Linked DNA regions of Homo sapiens: region 2 is linked to region 1. The links are chromatin loops, found by intact Hi-C in ENCODE. Cell type or tissue: ascending aorta. All regions are shown on one strand.

What was found. A loop is a pair of places that touch in the nucleus more often than their neighbours do. Peaks named below come from ENCODE experiments on the same cell type or tissue, not always from the same donor. Only the 100,000 strongest peaks of a DNase experiment are listed, where the experiment ranks them.
Region 2: it touches region 1 in a loop (2.6-fold over the local background); 5 of 110 quality-filtered maps call a loop at or near these places.

The regions. Positions count from the first base shown.
Region 1 is chr5:146,963,820-146,968,819 of GRCh38, forward strand. It overlaps a transcript of PPP2R2B not described here. Among named protein-coding and RNA genes, the nearest start is that of PPP2R2B-IT1, 47 kb to the left of the region's middle. In ascending aorta, a CTCF peak has its summit at 2,423 (motif pointing left); DNase peaks (open chromatin) are centred at 2,432 and 4,012; H3K27ac peaks cover 943 bases.
Region 2 is chr5:146,822,198-146,827,197 of GRCh38, forward strand. All of the region lies in intron 2 of PPP2R2B (protein phosphatase 2 regulatory subunit Bbeta), which reads right to left. Among named protein-coding and RNA genes, the nearest start is that of PPP2R2B, 54 kb to the right of the region's middle. RefSeq lists a silencer at 2,926-3,126. In ascending aorta, no CTCF peak of the experiment used is centred here; a DNase peak (open chromatin) is centred at 3,047.

The DNA.
Region 1 (5,000 bases):
CCCTAACTCATTGTATTAAACTCTTACTATCTGTGCTAATTTCTCAAATATTGTATAAAAGGAGTTGTCCTCTAAAAAGAACAATTGTAACAGCTTGACCTTTCAGGTCTCATTCAGAAGGTTCTTACAAAGACAGCTCTCTATTATGAATAATTTACCCTTCTCAAGGCTGAATTTCCTCTGATGATACTTGACCTTCTCCAGGCATGTAGGCCATCCAAATGTAGCCCTTAAGTCAGCTGGACACTGGGGTTCAAAGATAGTTTTGCCTTGTCCATTGCTCAGTGAAGCCATTCCTAAGTATGCTCCCCAAAACATTTATCCTATTATCCTCTTAAACATGAGATTCCACGGCTAAATACGTCAGAAAACTGAGAAAACAAAAATTAAGTTGGTGTTTCCCAGTTGCATTCCATTAAACACTGTTGTGTGAGCTGTTCATAGATCTGACAGTCAAAGAAAAAAATGAAAAAACAGTTTGAGGTTAAACAATTTTGGCAAAATATAAATACTCTAATTCCCTTTTGGGAGATTTATGATAAACATTAGCATATTAACGCTTCTGGCATGTCCTGCTAAATAGTTTGACTTGGTGCTTCGCAGATTTTTTAACCTTAGGATATTTTTTTTATCTTGCAGGACCAGCCCGCAACAGCCCACTCTAGAAAAGCTTCTGGTTTAAGTTCTCAGCTCCTGTATTTATTTTTATTTTTATTTTTATTTTTATACGGAGTCTTGCTCTGTCACCCAGACTGGAGTGCAGTGGCATGATCTTGGCTCACTGCAAGCTTTGCCTCCCAGGTTCATGCCATTTTCCTGCCTCAGCTTCCCGAGTAGCTGGGACTACAGGCTCCCGCCACCACGCCAGGCTAAGTTTTTGTATTTTTAGTAGAGACAGGGTTTCACCGTGTTAGCCAGGATGGTCTCGATTTCCTGACCTCGTGATCCACCTGCCTCCGCCTCCCAAAGTGCTGGGATTACAGGTGTGAGCCACCGCACCTGACCGGCATCTCCTATATTTTTAAGGGAGTTGACAAAGGGTCCTCTTTTGGGAATCTGGGCCTGGTCCTGCCATCTATTATTTGGGTGACTGTGAACAAGTCACTCCTCTCTGGGGCTCAGTTTTCCCATCTGTAAAATGAAGATAATATACCATTTGTCTCTAACTTTCCTTCCAATTCTAGCATACCATCACCTAAACATATGGAATTGATGGGGCTACACACCAGAACATCATGACAAACTGTGTGTTTATATTTTCTTAATCTCATCCTCTTAATTGAGGCCCAGAGAGGAATAACTTACTCACAGTCACTCAGTTAGTTTGATGGCAGAATCAGGCTTAGATTCCCAAAAGAAAATCATCCACCAACTCCCTTCAAAATATATAAGATGAAAATTTAAGCCATATGTTTGTTTCCTCCAGAAATAAAATAATAATATTTTTCAAGCTATAGAATTCTTATACATACACATAATTTGTCCCTATCTGCCAGTACATCATAGAAGGTATTCCCCAGAATCACACTATCATTTACTTGTTCAGAACGTTGAGGTTTTCTCTGATTAGCCAGTTTTCAGGATAATGGGAAAGTGCAGAGAGTGGTTCAGGTGAACTGCAGTGGGACCTCAGGCAAGCAACTTTCCCTCTCTGTGACTTGTTTTTTTAATCCGTGAAAAAGAAAATAATGACAGTGTGCCCTCCATTCCTCTAAGATACCTTGTCAGAACTGTCAGTCATAGTCAGAAAACTCTGCTGCTATATGCCTGCCCTGTCCTGAGGTATCAGCAGAAGTGTCGCTGGCCCCGCTTGCTTTGCGTCAGCTTCCAGGTGAGTGCTGCATAAATCCTCCATTTGGTAGTATGAATGCTAGTATTATAAGTACAAATATAATGCCCTAATATCAGAGATAATTTACTTTGCACTAATGCACTTATCTTGATAATAATTCTTCTTAAAATCCATAGCAGGAAAGCATGATGGTTAATAGCTAGGCTCTGACATCCGATACCAGGTTTGAACCCAGCACTGTTACTTACCAGCTGTGCATCCAGGCAAAGTGTTACTCGCTGATCCTCAGATCCTTCATCTATAAAGTGGGAATCGTACGACTCACTGCAAAGCTGGTACAGCAATGCAATGCAATAATGTTTGTAAAGCTCTTTGTACATTCCCCAGGCATACAATATGTGGTCGGTTATGGCAATTAAAAACATTATCTATTTCAGACATAAAATGCAAGGAGATTGAGAAGAAAATTGTCACCATACCAAAGCCAGGAATTGGAATCCTGTACACCCATTAGAAAGGAAAACCGTAGTTGGTGTTCTTAGCTAATGGTCCTTTGGCTGCCTGCGATATTAGTGTTGGCCAGAGGCTCGTTAATGTTGTCATTGTTTATTATTGAACACTGCCACCTAGTGGATGAATTGGTCACATGCAGGTAAGGAAATCACGGAGGTTATGTCAGGTCACCTGGTCACACATGGAAGAGGCTGTTGTGTCCATCTTGTCCACACTGATTTCAGCTTGTTGACTTGCAGCCATGCCCAGGGAGATACTGGGGTGTTCCTGCTTATGTAGACTCCCCTCTATCTTCGCGCAGTTGTCAAACTGACACAAAGACCTGAGAACTGTATTCTTACACTGCGGCTATGTGAGCAGAGCCAAAGATCGGCCTCCTCTGACATGACCTAAGGCCCCTCCCTCAACACTCTAATCCATCATACCATTTTATTTTATGCAAAAGCATATCGTTGTCTGAAAACATTACTTTCTTTCTGTTTCCCATCCCCTTCTCTTGCCCCTAACTAGAACGGAAGGCAGCCAAGTGTGGGGCCATGTGAGCCTTATTCCTTTACGTATCCCTCGTACCTAACACTGGGCCTGGCACAGCGTAGGAGCACAAAAATATGTGTAGCCTATAGCATAAAAAATCAATGACAATGCCAATAATCACTGCTGTTATTGTTTATGGTTCCTACTTTTTGCCGGGCACAGAGCTAAGGTCTGTACATAGATCACCTCATTTAATCTCTATAATCAGCCTGCTTAGTGGGGGTAATGTCACCACCCACATAGGATCAGTAATTTCTAGGGCTTAGAATTGATCTTTCAATTTCAACAAGCATGGTTCCCCTTTGCTCAGTATTATAATGCCATACCTTATTTAATCCTCTCTTTTGAAATCCTTCTTATAGTTTCACCTATTTTACAGATTTGAAAGCTGAGTCTCATAGAAGTGAAGCAATTTGCTGAAAGTCACTCAGTTCAGGTTTAAAACCCAGGTCTTGTCTAATTCCAAAGGCCCTGCTGTTTTCACTGCAACATACTGCCCTCTATTAGATACATGGATAAAAAAGGGCTTTCTTAATTCGGTCCTGGAAACCCAGGCCTGAGTTTTGGTTAAGCCTTTGTAAGAAGCCTTTCTCCCAAGCTAAATCTCATATTGGTTTTTCTTGTAGCCAGGTCTTTATTGGTTTCTAGATGTCTCCTCCACGTTCACTTCAAAGACAAAAATTAGCTACAATTTATTGAAGATTTTATTATGTGCCAGGCAGGGTTCAAATGATCTCATTTAATCCTTATAACAGCCCTGTAAAATAGGTTCCATTGATATTATTCCTATTTTATAAATGAGGACACTGAGGGACAGAGAAGTTAAGTAATTTCCCCATGGTTACCTGGATTCTAAACCAGAGCGCTGGTTTGAACCTAGGCAGGCAGTTTCCTTCCAGGATACACTCCTAAGCACCAGTGGCCATCCTAGGGGACTATATCCAGGACATTTCCTTTGCTGACATCAGGTAAGGGAAGGCCCTCAGAAAACCTCAGGGGCAGCCCCACTCAGTAAAGCACTTCCCAGAATGTTTAAGCTCAGAAACTGTGCTGAAGTCAGAATACATAGAGATGCCAGGCATCCTGCAGCTAGCCCTCCTCCCTCCCGGTTTGCAGTCCCAGCCTACGGTTACTCTTCAATTAGTTTCCATCTGTGGCAGCAGCAATTCCCTAGGGGTACATGGGCCAAAAAGAGAGACCGACTCAGCCAAGAACCAGAAATATCCTCACTGCAGCAAACAAGCTAGTGATGGAAAAGAGGAAAATTTTCCCTTCAAGGTCTGGACATTTCTCAAAGACAGCCCACTCAGCTTATATAAGCCGCATGCACCACTAAAGGAACACAACCAAGGCCCCATGAATCTAGAACAATCTTGCCAATTACGTGTTAATTGAAAGTTATGTAGAGGCCATCCACATGCCCTTGGGGAAACTTGACACTGTACTTATTGAATTGTCTGTTCTGGATCACTGACCTGGGCAAAGGGGCTCAGGCAACACTCAAAGGACAGTGGCAAAGTCATTCCACATTCCATGGGTATCAGTTCAGAGTTTCCACCCTTTTTTGAACCTTTCCTCCAAATAAATAGGCAGTGATGGTGTTTAGGGACATTCTGGGCTTCCTTGTATTCATTAGTTCATGTTTTCATATATTTATGTACTTGTAAATTGACAAATCTTGTCTTGAATATACATTTGCTAAGTATCACCTCTGTTTCAGGTTAATGCCAGGTGCTGGGAACATCAAAGTGGGTTAGATACAGTGGGGTGCTGGTAAGTGATGGCCAACTGGCTTGCTATGTGTCGGGCTAACATGAATGCTGGTTGCATTTTCCTTTACATTAATGAATAAGACAAGATTGAAACTACGAAGATCTATGTCAGTGTCGTCTGTTAATGACCTGAGCTACTTCTTTGCTGAATTGAAGTGTCAATAATAGAAGAGTTCTTTAATTTTTTGTGTTGTTCACAGATACTATGACACGCTTTAAAGTTTAATCTGCATTATTGACATTTCTCCATCAGTTTCTTGAGTCTAGACAATTAACTAACAATAAATCAAGCCTTGGTTTATAGCATTTGCCAATCTTCATGTGCAAATAAGACCATCGTGGCCAATTTCAAGCTACCAATATTTTGCCACTAAGCATGGAGTTGAGGA
Region 2 (5,000 bases), 140 kb before region 1:
AATTTAGAGCAGAGCCTTGCAAATGAGGATGAACATTTGAAAGAGCGATCTTCTGGAAAGCATAACTCAGATTACATCATTTTCTTGCTTCTAAGCCCTCCAGTGACTTCTCCTTGCTCTCCAAATAAAATCACCCATCTTTTCATGGCCTCCAAGCCTCCATATGGTCTGGATCCTGCCTAACTCTCATACCACTGTTGTCTGTTTCAGTCATCATACTCAGGTTGCACTGGTCTTCTGTTTCTCATACTCTCCACATTCATTACTGCTCCAGGGCCTTTGCATTTACTATTTTCTCTCCAGGAAGTCCTCATTCCCTAAATTTTCTTCATTTTTGGTTTTTTTTTTTTTTTTGCTTTTTAGGTTGTCCTGTCAAGAATACTTCTCCATCTAATATATTTGTTTACCACCCACTCTCTATATCCTTAACTTGTCCTAATCTCTCCATACCATTTATCAACATATAAAATTCTCATTTGCTTTGTGGGTTCTTCCTCCCACAGATTATTATTAGAAAAGAGAGAAATCTTGATCTTGCTCACTTCTTTATGACCAACACATGAAACAGTGATTGATACATAGTAGATATTCAGTAAACATTTGCTAAATGAAGAAATAAGCTTCTTTTATCACCACTAAAGCACCAAGATAAGTCTTTCCGTGCCTTTGTCATCTAGATTTATATAACCTCCTTAAAACTAAAAGCAATGCAGTCCCCAAATTTAGAACTTGTAGGAAGAAGTGAGCAAATTGCAAACATCATTCTTACATCCTTGAGAAAAAAAGACTTTTGTTTTTCTTTATATTTAAGGAAAGCTGAGTCTTTTGGCAAAAGGGACTGTTTGGAGACACTCCCTCCATGTGAACCAAAAGGTTACACATGCTTCTTCTCCAGTTTGGAGCTCAGCCCCCTGTTCTGGTTTCAATCTGGAGATTTCATCTGACAGCCTGCATATCACTACCTATGGTGGACTTGCTCTGTGGCCAGAGTTTACTTCTTCTTCTTCTTCTTTTTTTTGAGATGGAGTCTTGCTCTGTCGCCCAGGCTGGAGTGCAGTGGCATGATCTCGACTCACTGCAACCTCCACCTCCCAGGTTCACTCCATTCTCCTGCCTCAGCCTCCTGAGTAGCTGGGACTACAGGCGCCCACCACAAGGCCCGCCTAATTTTTTTTATTTTTGATAGAGACGGGGTTTCACCATGTTAGCCAGGATGGTCTTGATCTCCTGACCTCGTGATCTGCCCTCCTCGGCCTCTCAAATTGCTGGGATTACAGGCGTGAGCCACTGCACCTGGCCCAGAGTTTACTTAGACGGCACACCACATAACGAGCAGAACGTGCACTGAGATGGGAAGAACAGATTTTCCAAGTAGTTTAATTTCGAGAATTAACTTAAAAATTATCTGGTAACCTCATTCCTAATGTCATAGTGCCACGTCCACTTTAAAGTTTAAAATCTTGGAAATGGATTCAATCATCCATGACAAACATATGTTGTTCTTCTCAAGCAGAAGTATAAAATAATTCTTCTCCCTAACTTTCTGAATTTTCCTTTTAATAACTTGAAAAAATAACAGCCCTTAGTAGCCCACCTGTGTGTTAACAGTGATTTTTGCAAAACATAGCCAAACAGAAGTCCCTGTTTGCCTCATTTCAAGTTAATTTGAAAAAGAAAAGTTGGCTCAACCAAACTTATGCTGTAATGGTCCTTGCTTACAAGTCAGCAAGTACCATCTGAAAGCTTAGGGGTAGCACTCCATTTCCCTCCTGGATCCCTGGTAGTAGATGTGCATGCAAAGTGAATGCAGGTACAAACACCAAGTGCTCTCCCAACAGGTTTCCACTGTCATCTTCTTCACTTATAAGCAGCTAAGCCACAAATTCCCCTCTATCAGATGTCACAGGAAGCTACACAAAGTAGGATTTGAAATGTATATATGTAATTATGTCAAATCTGATGGCAACATAATTTACTGAAGAGCAGAAAGCTTATTGAACATGAGGCTATTTCTATTCCAAAAGCCTAGAACATAGAGTCAGTCTCATCCTCCCAACCCAGCCTTAAAAATCAGATGGAGATTCATGACATGGAAAGAATCACAGGGAAGATGTTCACATTGGTAGTGAGTTTGCCTCAATTTGTGTTCCTCATGACCATCTCTAGTTTTCAGGCCAATAAGGGCAGATACTGCTGGTAGAGCAGCCATGTTATATGATTTCCAATTTGTGAGTTAGCTCTTTGGCTCCCTAGGGTACCTTCAATAGCTATAGAATTAGCATCTATTGCTTTTCATTTGGTTCTTATCATCACAGAAGAGGGTTGGCCATACATAGAATAGTTGAGTTTTGGGGGAAAGCATTGGGTAAGAGGAAGGGAGTATGCACTAGAAAAAGTAGACTCATGACACACACTGTGGTAGAGTGGTAATTTTTGAAACGGGCTTTAACAGAGATAGAAAGAAAACTGTATGAAAACTCTTCATAATAATTAATTAAGCCTCTCTTAGTCCTAAATTGAGAAAAATGCAAGAATCAATACTTTTTTTTTTTTTTTTGAGATGGGGCTGAAGTGCAGTGGTGCAATCTCGGCTCACTGTAACCTCTGCCTCCTGGGTTCAAATGATTCTTCCACCTCAGCCTCCTGAGTAGCTGGGATTACAGGTGCCCACCACCACACCTGGCTAATTTTTTGTGTGTGTTTTTAGTAGAGACAGGGCTTCACCATGTTGGCCAGGCTTGTCTTGAACTCCTGGCCTCAAGTGATCCACCCGCCTTAGCCTCCCCAAAGTTCTGGGATTACAGGCGTGAGCCACCGCACCCAGCCAAAAATCAATAATTTTAAATGTTTCATACTTATTGACATTAATGAAACCTCCTGAAAAAGCATTTAATGCAACTCCGCTGATATTTTAAATTTACGTTCCTCACATTACAAGGTCAGGTCAGTTCCCCTGGGTTTCACAGAGCCGACGTTATCACATAGACACGACTTTGTTCATGCTGTGTATGGAACAACCCTTCAGAGGGTTGCTGAGCTGTCCATGGTGCTGGGAAAGCAGCTGTTTCTCCTCTTTGGTTCAGCAGGAGACACACATTCAGAAATGATGTGTTATCTCACAGTGCAGTGGCCCACACTTCCATGTTTATTTGGAAAAAGAAAACACATAGTATCTCCTAGTATTCTGCTTTCCTAACAAGCTTTGATTTGTTTAGGCTACCTCAATAAAGTATCTCTTTTTACTCTTTTACCCTTCAGATATTAACAACCACATTGAGGTACATGAATTTGCACTTGCTTGCATTTCTATCATTGCACTTGCTTGCATTTCTATTTGTATCATAAGTGTTTTTTCTTTCCAAACAGACTATAAGTGTAAGGGTTAAAGAAATACTTATGGATGGATTGAAATAACTGAATTCAAATTTAGGCTCCTCCACCTATTAGCTGATAACCTGGTTGAGTCAAGTTACTTTTTCTGCCTCAGTTTCTTTAACTGTAAAAAGAGGTGATTGAAAGCCACTAACTTTTTGGAAGTGCTGTAGTTTAAAGTATGCAGTGCTATATTTTAAAGTATTTTGCAAACTGTGACATGCTATGACAGTGTGCTATGACATGCTATGAAAGCAAGCATTTATCATGCCACTTTTTTTGTTGTTGGTATCACATGTAGTAAGATATTCTTGACAGAGCATTAATAGCATTAATAATTGAAGTTTTTGTTGTCTCCTCCAATTCAGAACAGGCCTATGGGAATGAAGGATCCATCTCATGCCAGGGGAATCTTATGAGTTATAGATATAAGAAGAATTTCACTTGAAAGAAAGTAGAGAAGTGTAGAAGCTGTAAAATTTATATCCGGTAAATAATTCAAAGATTAATACCCAAAGTCTCAGTCATCTCTAGGCTCATCATCATTGCCACTTCCTCGGTACTTGGCATTTCTTTTTTAAAAATGCCCCAGTCATGATTTAATCTGAACACATTCTCTTTAAATGATCTAGGAATAATTAAATATCCTGCCCAACATAATAAAGGGTGGCAGAGACAAAACTTGACATCGGATTATTCTGAATTCAAATTCTCAACCATCATGCCTACAGCCTTCTAAATCTAAATGAGTCTTCTAGGTATAGGTTAAATTAGGAGCTGGCCAAAACTTCTTGGATCCCTTATTCTGAAGTAGAACCTTAGAGAGCCTAAGTCTAGCATTTTAGAGACCACCCTGAAAATAAGCTTTTTTAGGAGGAGGGGGATAAGGGAAAATTTGCTTTGTGAATCTAACCCAAGATAATCTTCAGTTTCCATGATGTAACAAACCAGAGGTTGCACAAGCTGCTGGAATCACAAGAACACTAACTTACCACCTACCAATTTACCAAGTCAGTATCCATGAACCAACTAGAACTTACTTTTTGTGCAGCATAAAGAAATTCAATTAAAATGCATTCTGGTGGCGTTTTCAAAACTCAGCAACTTTAATAATTACACCATTTAAAAATTGCATTTAGTGCCATTACTTCTCATCCATTTAAATCCTCCCCATTCTTAAAGATCCAGTTGATATTCCCCTCCCTCCAAGAACATTCACAGATGGCTCCAACTTACAGTAATTTAATCTTTCTCTGCATACATATCACTTCTGCCTACACCATACATCTGTCAACAAATCATCTATTGCCCTGGAATATCTGTTTTTTACCTTGCTATCTAACTTATATTAATTGGCTTTTCGAATCTATACCTTATGTTTTCAACCTTACTGGAACACTAGCTCATCACAGGTGCTCAATAAATATTTGAACTAAAGTTAGCACTTACATTTTATTGAAACTGCTTAAGTTTCTGCTTCTTCCCCATTCTTTTCCCCCATTTTAAGTCCACAAAGGTATGGCTACTTTTTCTGTCATAATCAATACCGTATCCTTGGGACCAAGGATATCATAGGGGCTTATGTGCATGCTTGGAATAACTACAGTAATAAAAATATGACCTAGCTG